2 separate regions of the Homo sapiens genome follow, and region 2 is linked to region 1. The links are chromatin contacts, found by Hi-C in ENCODE. All regions are on one chromosome and are shown on one strand. Each heading gives the region's core, a stretch centred on a gene start or an enhancer-like site at or near the end of the contact. The rest is flanking DNA. Distances are from core to core; before and after follow the strand shown. Region 1 holds the start of TGFB2-AS1 (TGFB2 antisense RNA 1). Region 2 holds the start of SPATA17 (spermatogenesis associated 17).

Evidence for each region. Hi-C counts contacts between places; a loop is a spot of excess contacts on that map. Pooled maps may share reads with other maps.
Region 2: a pooled map shows a loop between it and region 1 (3-fold over the local background). The contact joins the promoter of SPATA17 here to the promoter of TGFB2-AS1 in region 1. A Hi-C loop is called at or near these places in 6 of 50 pooled maps.

The regions. Positions count from the first base shown.
Region 1 is chr1:218,342,247-218,347,525 of GRCh38, reverse strand. It overlaps TGFB2-AS1 (TGFB2 antisense RNA 1), which reads left to right and starts at 1,848. Exons shown (of 3, transcript NR_046268.1): 1 at 1,848-1,923; 2 at 2,138-2,351; 3 at 3,064-3,330. It overlaps TGFB2 (transforming growth factor beta 2), which reads right to left and starts at 2,190. Exons shown (of 7, transcript NM_003238.6): 1 at 479-2,190. The coding sequence starts at 824. RefSeq lists enhancers at 141-641, 1,773-1,822 and a silencer at 2,203-2,262.
Region 2 is chr1:217,628,193-217,632,899 of GRCh38, reverse strand. It overlaps SPATA17 (spermatogenesis associated 17), which reads right to left and starts at 1,556. Exons shown (of 11, transcript NM_138796.4): 1 at 1,454-1,556. The coding sequence starts at 1,521. It overlaps GPATCH2 (G-patch domain containing 2), which reads left to right and starts at 1,810. Exons shown (of 10, transcript NM_018040.5): 1 at 1,810-1,984. The coding sequence starts at 1,929. RefSeq lists enhancers at 1,532-1,771, 1,802-1,871.

The DNA of each region.
Region 1 (5,279 bases), core at 599-3,098:
GTCAGCACGGAAAGGGGGCGCCTTCCGGAGAGGCTAGTTTTGAGACACTTTTTTTAACCCTTCGTGCACCAGTTCGGCGCGCTCCACGCCAATCGGAGCAAAGAAAACAAACCTACCAAGATTCCTCAGTTTAACTCTGCCCCTGGGAGCACCTCTAGTTTGACAGAGTGGGGCTGACTCCTAGCTGGTGGCCGACTAAAGAACTTCAGGGAAGAGAAAAAGAGAATAACGCCTTTTAAAGCACCGAATTGTTAGGGGGAAGGGAAAGATGGAGAAAATAAAGTAGAAAGTAAACATTTTAAAGCCTGATGGCCTCAAGCATACAACTGAAAAGGAGGTGGTGGGGTGAAGGACAGGAGAACGGGAAAAGAGCGAACGGGAACCGCGAGAGGGAAGGGCGATCCCGGGAGCTGCTGCGGTTTTGAGAGCTCCGGGCAGAGCTAAACCTCAGGGGATGGAAGTCAAAATAAGTACTTACTTTCGGAGGGGAAGAAGGGCGGCATGTCTATTTTGTAAACCTCCTTGGCGTAGTACTCTTCGTCGCTCCTCTCGCGCTCGCAGGCGGCCGCCCTCCGGCTCGCCTTCTCCTGGAGCAAGTCCCTGGTGCTGTTGTAGATGGAAATCACCTCCGGGGGGACTTCCTCGGGCTCAGGATAGTCTTCTGGGGGACTGGTGAGCTTCAGCTTGCTCAGGATCTGCCCGCGGATCGCCTCGATCCTCTTGCGCATGAACTGGTCCATATCGAGTGTGCTGCAGGTAGACAGGCTGAGCGCGACCGTGACCAGATGCAGGATCAGAAAAGCGCTCAGCACACAGTAGTGCATTTTTTAAAAAAGTGGAAAAAAAAGTTGTTTTTAAAAGTCAGAATAAAAAAAAGAAATCAACAATTCTCAAAGTATAGATCAAGGAGAGTTGTTTGGTTTTTTGTTGTTGTTGTTTTTGATGCGAAACTTTTGCAAACAATCTAGTCAATGCCCAACAGAAAAACGTATCCTGCTTGAATTCCTTTAAAAAGAAAAGGCCAGTAGTTCCAAAAGTGGAAATATTAATACGGGACGGGCAGAGGGAACCCTGACTTTGGCGAGTAAGAAGAAAAAAATTCTTGGAGCAATGAGATGGGGAAAAAAAGAGACGAGTGGCTATTAAGTAGAAATAAATTTAAGAGGAGGAAGTGGAGTTCAGTGTGTCAGTCTCGGGTGCGGAGTGGCGGATCTGAACTCGGCTCCTCCGGCCAAAAGGGAAGAGATGAAAAGGTCCCGGGGCTGGCAGCTGGCGAACTGACGGGAGGGGCGCCGGGAGCGCGGTGAGGGGGGCCGCCGAGGCTGACCTGGGCTGAAATTTATATATTTAAAGAAGGAGCGGTTCGGTCCTGCCTTCCACTGCGGCGCTGAGAGCAGGAGCAGCAGCAGCTCCGGAGCAGAGAAGCGCACACGTGTGTGCGTGCGTGTGTGTGTGTGTGTGTGTGTGTGCGTGTGCGCGCGCTGGGGGCGAGCCCAGCGCACCGCGGGGAGGAGGGTGCGCTTCGCAGGGCGCTCGGTACTCGGTCGGGTGCCGCAGGGGCCGCAGAGGCTGCTGAGGCGGCGCGGATCCTGCTCTGGGAGCTGCGCTCCGTGGCCTACACCCTGGCGGGCGCGCGCTGACCCGCTTGGTTACTCCACGTTGCTGCCGCCGCCGCTTGCAAACGCTTCCAGCCTCCAGCTCCCTCCTTCTCCTGCTCCTCCTTCTCTTGCTCCAAACGCCAACCCAGCCACAGACGATCAGCCGTCGCGGTTGCGTTCACCCCCTGCGGATCACAACGGCAGCCCTTGCGACACCCTGGCTGGGGAGTTTTATTCCTGAGGGGGTTGCGCAGGGGCTCCCTTGGACTCCCACCCTTTCCCAACCTCTGCTGGCTTCTCCCCAACGTGGAATTGCTCGCTTAGGGTAGGTAGGCACTTGCCACCCTAAAATAGATCCTCTCTGTCTCCTCCTGTCTGCAGCCGGGCAGCCCCTCAGTTTGTTCCTGGATGACTCCCTAGACCGTCAGGCTAATATTCTCCATCCCCCTCCCCTGCCTCTTTCACTTGCGCTCTCGCTCTGCTGTCTCTTTCTCTCTTTCTCTTTCTATCTCTATCTCAATCTGTCTTTCTCTTGTCAGGAGCTTCTGGAGCTCCGCTCGGAGCGAACCTTCTGCTGCCAGCAGATAACATCACGATCTTGCCGGGGAGGGGAGATTTATAAGTTCTCTCTGAACCACGTGTCTGCCTTCAACAAAGTGACGTGCTAGGATTACAGTCAGAAGTCCTCTCGTTACTTAGACCACGAGCTCTCCCCGAACCGTTGAGGGAGTGTGGAAATGAGGACCGCTGTGGGTAAGGGAGGAAGGAGGTGGAATGTGCGCCCTGACAACAGTGATTTACGGTATTTACTTTCCAGTCATTTTGGACAGGTCTGTTGAAGGAAGGACAATCAAGTCTCCCGTTTTTACTTAGTGTAGCTCAGTCACAGCCTCCCAAGCTGAATCACTTGCTCTAGAAGGGAAGGCTTCCCTCCTGTATTATGTGTGCACACGCACCCCTATGGGAGGGAGCACTAGTCTACTCAGGGCCAGGCCAGTACTGAAGACATACCTTCCAATCTTTTAAATTCATGTCCTACCTCTTATTTTCTGGGATACCTTAGCAGGTTGCCATCCCAGAATTTATTTTGTTAGTTTGTTGTTTACAATGTACCCCTCTGTTTGTGAACTGCTGGAAAACAGAGATCCATCAATTTTACCTAAAGAATAAGGTATACTTGTTTGTTTTACTGATTTGAATGAATGGTCACCTTTATAATTTGCTGCCTAAGCCACTTCTTGTATGGCTTTCTTCTTCACCTTCTTGCTAGGCTAAACATTATCAACCAACTTCATTCTTTCCATAGCATTAATCCAGGAAGCTGGAATTTTAAGTGTTTGATGTCTACTGTTCTACACTACTCATAACTTGACATTTTCAATTTCAACTAAGTCTAAATTAGATGAATACAAGAATAACTCTTACCACTGTTCCACCTTCCCTTTTTCTTTTATTTTACCTTTAGTTACTCAAAGTCAACATTTTCATTTCGGCATGACTCTGCAGCCATACTGACCAGACAGATGATTTAAACTGGAAACTCTGTTGAATGTACTCCCAAACCCAAGATCTCTATACTGTTCTCTACTTCAGATGTTCCTGAGTTCAGAAAAGTCACAAAGAACTTTCTATCACTTTTGGAATTTATACTTCAGTTGTGTATGGGGCCTAGGTTATTAGTAGAGCACTGAATAAATAAAATAATAATAGCTAACATATACTACACTTAGTAATTTGATGTGTGTTGTGTATGGTCATTTAATCTTCACTATGAACCTATAAAGTGGGTCTTATTATCCATATCTGGCAGATGAGGAGACTGAGGTACAAAGAAGTTAAGTACTTTGTTCGAGACCACAGTAAGTGGTAGAGCTGGATTTTTGCAGTCAGGATCCACTATGTTCTTACCTACTATGTACTTCTGAGAAACAATGGTCCCAGAATATGTTCTGACAAACAGGAATTCTGGAGTCAAACAAGTTTGGGAGATACTGGGTACTCTCCTGTCCTCTTAGATTCCTCATTCTGGAACATTATCATGTTAAAGGCTCTGAAACTCCTGTAGAAGAGAAAACCTTTTCACTCTTTTAACCCAGCATTTTCCAAACTCCCTTGAATACAGAATTTTTTCCATTATCACACATTGAAAAACTCTGGAATAAAATAATTGTTCCAACCCACTTCTGAATAATTCTAAAAATTATGTATAAATCAGCACCAGCAGGTTCCTTTCCTTGATACCAGTTTTGAGTTGAAGCAAAGCTACCATCCCAGTAGCCCAAGAAAAAGATAATCAAGAGGCGCTACTGTCAGACTAGTAGTTTCATCCAGTTAGGTCCTCCCTCTGAGTTCAGTTTGAGAACTGCAGTAGGCTAGCTCTACAGATTGGACAAAAAGTGAATATTCTTACACCTGTGGCCATTATAGACACAGAGCAGGAGCTCCAAACCAGAGCTACTGAGAGAAGATGCTGCTGTGGAATATGGCTGGTTACCTGAATTAGCTATCACTGTATTTTGCTGAGGATACAGGTTCAGCTTCCACAAGCCAGTGAGCATCTTTCATGTTTATAGACAACCTTCTTGGTACAGACACTGATGCACCTTAAGTAGATTCAGATTAGAGTGTGGATAGAGTAGCAAAAGTTCATTTACATCACTTCTAGGAAAACAGCGCAAGCCATAAATTCTGATGGCCACCCCTCTTCCTGACATAGACATACACACTTTTGTTCATAATACTTAGTTTACTGAGTACCTATTGCTCACTTAACAACTCCTTAGACCTGAGACCCCTGACTTACTCATAAGAGGCTACTTTAATTTCCCCAAAGCCCAGGAGGGTAAGACGGGAGGTATTGGTAAAAGCTTCTGGAATGGGTAAGTGCAGTAAGTGAGTATAGCAGGAGAGGAGGAGCCCCTTTCCACCTCTCAAATGATCAGTTCTTTGAAGACCTAACCGGCAAGATTGCTAGAGCTGTCTCCCTGGTAACCGTAAATGAATCATTTCTTCTATTAAATGGCTCTTATAATGCCTTTTCATCTCTATATTTAATGGAGGTCTTATGTGCCGGGGTCTCTACAGTCTTCATGGTAAAAGGGTATTTAAATGATATACACCCATCTTGATTACTTCAAGGAGGCAGGAGAGCACAGTGGTTTAAAGGGCAGGCTCCAGTCATGGTTTTTTGGGTTCAGATTTCTGTCACTTTCTGGCTTTGTGATCCTGAACAAGTTACTCACTGACTCTGTGAGTTTCTTATCCTATCATGTCTTTATTTCTGTCAAGGAATTTATAATAAAAATATCTGGCCTTCTCTCTCTCTCTCTCTCGCTCTCTCTGAAAAGCCAGGAAAGAACCCAAGAAGAATTTGCTTCTAGTTCTGCCTCCTAGTAGTTTCTGTAGGCACATTTTAAATATTATGGTATTTTGCCCCCAGTAATTATAGGAGGGAAGGACAAGAAAATACACTTTTGGTGAATAAAATGCTAAATGACTATCAAAGTTCAGTTAAGCATTCACGATTAAAGTCTCTTATTAAAGCCCTCAAATGGAATCTTTTGTTTTGAAATTACAGAGGTAGAGAGTGGAGCTGTTTCCACTCTTAGCCATTCTCCACTCATCAATGGGTCTATTCACTTAAGTAATGTGGGATTTCTACAAGAGGCTGAAGAAAACAAA
Region 2 (4,707 bases), core at 307-2,806, 710 kb after region 1:
TTTAAAAGCCTATATTCCATACAAGGATGTGAACATCATGATGGATGGGGCTTATTTCATTTATATATGTCATAAATACAGCACCTGCCACATACTCTAAATAAATAGATAATTTCTATGTTTAGCTATTGTTAGTATGTTTACTTAAACCAGGGCTACAGATTTATTGAAAAATTCATTAATGTGAGTCTTCAACAATTATTGTGTTACTATTATTTGTATGGGGCTATCATAGACGTTGGAGACAAAAATAATGGTGAGCAAAATAAGAGACACTGTCTCTGCTACTAGTTTAAGAGGGGAGATAGATATTATCTCATAAAAGAATGTAAAATTGAATTGTGATCAGTGCTGTAAGAGAGGTACGTTGTGAAATAATGATGTAGTAGGTGAGATAAACGTTAGAATAAAAGCAGCTCAGCAAGACCCTATCTCATTGACATATTTTCCATTGGTCTGTCATGTCACTGTATTCCATAATAGTCTAATTCACTTTTTTGCAGTTTCTTTTAAGTTACAAAAACTCCTGGGGCAATGCTTCTTTAAAATGAAACTCTTCCTGGGCAAGAAGTTTGGCTGTAGGGAGATGAAGAAGACTGCTAGTGGTTTTCTTACCCGTTATCTATTAATTAATATATTGGTACTAGTTACCGTGTCAGAATGGTTTAGACACTTTCATTTTATTTTATTTTATTTATATTTATTTATTTATTTATTGAGACAGGGTCTTAATTTGTCACCCAGGCTGGAGTGCAGTGGTACAATGTCGGGTCACTGCAACCTCTGCCTCCCAGGTTCAAGCGATTCTCCTGCCTCAGCCTCCGGACTAGCTGGGATGACAGGCATGTGCCACCATGCCCGGCTAGTTTTTGTATTTTTAATAGAGACGGGGTTTCACCATGTTGTCCTGGTTGGTCTAGAACTCCTGGCCTCAGGTGATTCGCCCCCCTCGGCCTCCCAAAGTGCTGGGATTACAGGCGTGAGCCACCACACCCGGCAGATACGTTCATTTTAAAAAGGCGAATGAGTCATAGAACAATTGAGTTTAGTGATGTTTGTAAAATAACGGAGGCTCAAATCCCTAGGTAGATGGGACACAATCTGAGTTCATTGGGCTAGTGAGTCAGGGTGACCCCCAGTCAGGGTATTGAACATAGGTTTCATCAAATTGCAGAGTGGTGATGTCGAAGAAAAAAAGCACTTTACAATTTTATCTATGCTGGGAGTTTCCTTAAATCATCTCACACTGAATATCTACGGCCCCTCTCTATTTAGAATTTCGTTGTATGGTAACAGAAACTCCCAATTATGTTTGCAGCCCATTAAGGGAAGAATTGGGTACTACTTAATGAATTAGGGTAATCGTTAAATCGTTAATTGGAAACTCCCGCTGAGGAACAACTGGTATAAAGTCACGCCCGCCCTTTACGCGATCCTTCTCTTCCTGACTTACCTGTTCCTAAAGTAGTACTGATTTCCTACAGTCGACGACCTAGCTTGCAGCCGGGCTAACGTGGCCATGGTCTCTTGGCCTTGGGTTTACAACTGGTGTTACTACCGGTCTCCATGGTAACTGGGCTAAACCATAGCTCACTCCCGGGGTTCGACTTTTTGTTCACTCCTCTTTTCTCTCATGCTGCTTTGACTTTAAGAGCACTAAAAAGAGAATTAAGAAATTTCTGTGTAGCACAAAAGTTTAATTTATTTGTCTCTGTCTCTACTGCGAGTAGGAAGAGGGGATTATAGGAAGGGGAAAGCAGTAAACGCGGAGAACTAATGGTTGCTCCGGGCATCCGGTTTCCGCCGCCTGTCGGCTTCCGGAAGCTCATCTCAAAATGCTGAACTGCTCTTTGGAAGTCGCCGGTGCTGTTGTAGTTGGAGTCTGTTCACGGGCCTGAGCTTCGAGGCCAGGCTCCCGGGTGTCGTTAATGTTCGGGGCCGCCGGGCGCCAACCGATCGGAGCTCCAGCAGCCGGGAACAGCTGGTGAGGCTGGCGGCCCTGGGGAGGGGGAGGTCAGGGAAGGGTGTGATTGCCCGAGGCCGCTCCGCTGGACCTGGAATGGAGGCGGGAGGGAGCTGTGATGGATGATCTGAAGACATCTAGGCCTTGCTCTCACTCATTCCTGGGATGCACGCAGTTTGAGGGAGCTCTTGGGTGTGTGCCAAAGATTTGTGAAAGAATACAGTAAATGTTTTCTGATTGCTTGTTTAACAATATTTTAGAAGTCAAGCTTCCTGTACTCCAGGAGCAATTCATCTCCTCATTGATTGTTGACAACACTAGGGACAGGAAGAATTTATCTTAATCCGGGCCTTATTCCCCACTCCTCTTTCAATATTTACCAGATTATACCAAGTCTTTTGGAAGATAAATTCCAGAAATCTAGAGTTCTGGAAGTTCAATCGTGGAAAACACATCACCCTCTCACCCCCTTTTTTAAAGAGAGAGGGTAACCTACCTGTTTCCACCCTCTTGAACATTCTATTCAAGTTAAAGTGAGATATGTATGGGGGCTTTCCAAGAACCTATAACTGTCAGGATTAAGTTTGGGGCTTGACTATGTCTATGGTATCATGTTAGAATAATATATTGCTTTGACTTTTCAAAGTATTTCCACAAATTAATACACTTTATCCTATGACAGCCTTGTGATAGCAGAATATCACAAGCACAGAAAATTCAAGTACCGTGTCCAAAGTTGCCCTGTACATTTTAATCCTAGAGCTAGAATCCTGATTTGGGGATTTCTAGTTGAACACTCTGTATTATCTGTCCTGTTTTTCTCCCAAGCCCTTTTCCTCCAAACATAACATAAGACAACCAGTGACACAAACAAGCAATTTCCCATTGAAAATCCTCAAACATAAAGTTCTGACCAACAGGTGAAAGAAATGTGGCTAAATGGTGCGTGTTCATTCCTAGATTCTGCAAAAATTAGAACATGAGGAATTCTAGTAGTCTGTGATCTCAGATAATTGCTTTTCCATCACCTATCACTGAAAAGTTAAAAGAATACCTTATCCAAAATATTTCTAGTTGGACCTGATCATCCTGTAGTTAATTTTATAGTGAATATAGATTTGATTATACTATTTGTAAATTATTACATTTTCCAGTGAGAAAAGTAGGGAGCATTTTTTAAATGAACCAGTTTTTAATGGTATAACTAGCATAGAATGAAATGCACAATTTTTACAGGCTTAATTTTATTAGTTTTGGCAATTGCATATACTTATGTAAACACCACACAAAACAAGATAATGGATTTGTCCATCACCCCACAGTTCCCTCTCAAGGATACCTGTCTTAATGTTTCACTGTTCATTATCTTGGTTAAGTCAGGGAGACAAAATGTCCTATGTAGATTGGTCTGCTCTTCCTAGGGTGCTATTGATTTGTAGGGTAGGTGACTACATCAGAATGTGATTGATTCTCTCAACTTCTTTTACCTTTAAAATCATGGTTAGGTACTGAGAGAAACCTCCTTCAATTCTCTTTAAAGGCTCGCTTGTCATACAACTCACCATTTCTTATGGCACCAGAGTATAACAAAGTGGTAGCACTTAGTATTTTTGAATGAAATTCTAAAGTCATTCCTGTTCTGTCAGAATGAATATGTTCCAGAAAACTGGATCTTTATTTTCTAGTCTATCTGTATGACTATCTGTATGACTATCTGGAATGTAAAAATTCCAGATTTCTTAATGGAATTTTCTTCTTCATTAATTGAACAGATATTTACTATATAAGTATGTTTGATCCCAGTAATAAATTCCAGTCCCACTGGGAATACTGCTACTAAGCAGTTAATTAGGTGCCAGGTTTTACAAATATGTGTCATCTCATGTAAATCTTTTGAGGTAGGTGTATCATTCTTTGCATTTTAGATAAGGTGACACAGAAGCAAAGATGGTTTAAGTAACTGGCCTAAGTATCATATTTGCAGGATGATTCCAGTATACCCCCCCAAAATTCTTAACCACTTTTATATGTTGCCTATGTGTCTGAATGAGATATAATATCTCAAGGAATATGTAACCTAGCAGTTAGATGCCCAAATTTGTTAACCAGTCTGGATTTTCTGACTTATTTAGCTCCCATCTTGACTTTTTCAACTTCTCCAGTGTGGACGTTGCTGTTTCAATTTTTAGGCACCAAATGGGTAAATGTGGATAATTTCTGTATTCAACTATGGTATTCTTTTTTTTTTTTTTTTAACTTTATTATGTGGCTTTGCTTAAAAAAAAGCCATTAAAATAAACTATATTGACTCTGGACTTTTGTTTCTGCATTTTCATTCCTATTAGGTATTTTGATTTTATTGAAATCCAGAAAACTGCATAGTAAATGGTGTGCATTTTTTTGAATTGCTTGTTTTTTGGAGTTTGTTAGTCTTGAACTTAGTTGCATACTGGCAGGTTTGAGTCAGGTTTTTGTTTCAACAATTAAGAATCAAAGCAATAAACAGTATGATTTTGTTCAAGTAATTCATTAAATTTGTTATAGCTTCTTAGCATCCATATTTATGTCAAGCTGGAAGCCTTTACGTTGTCTTTGATAATTTTTCCTTAACTTCACATTTACTTAGCTAAAAGCCTAGAGTGTCTGGCTTGTTAATGTAGCAGAAAATTTGGAATATGGATTGTCTAAAAGTTTTAGTCATTATGTTTTTCTTTTGTTTTTTGTTCAGTCATTTAGTCATTCAT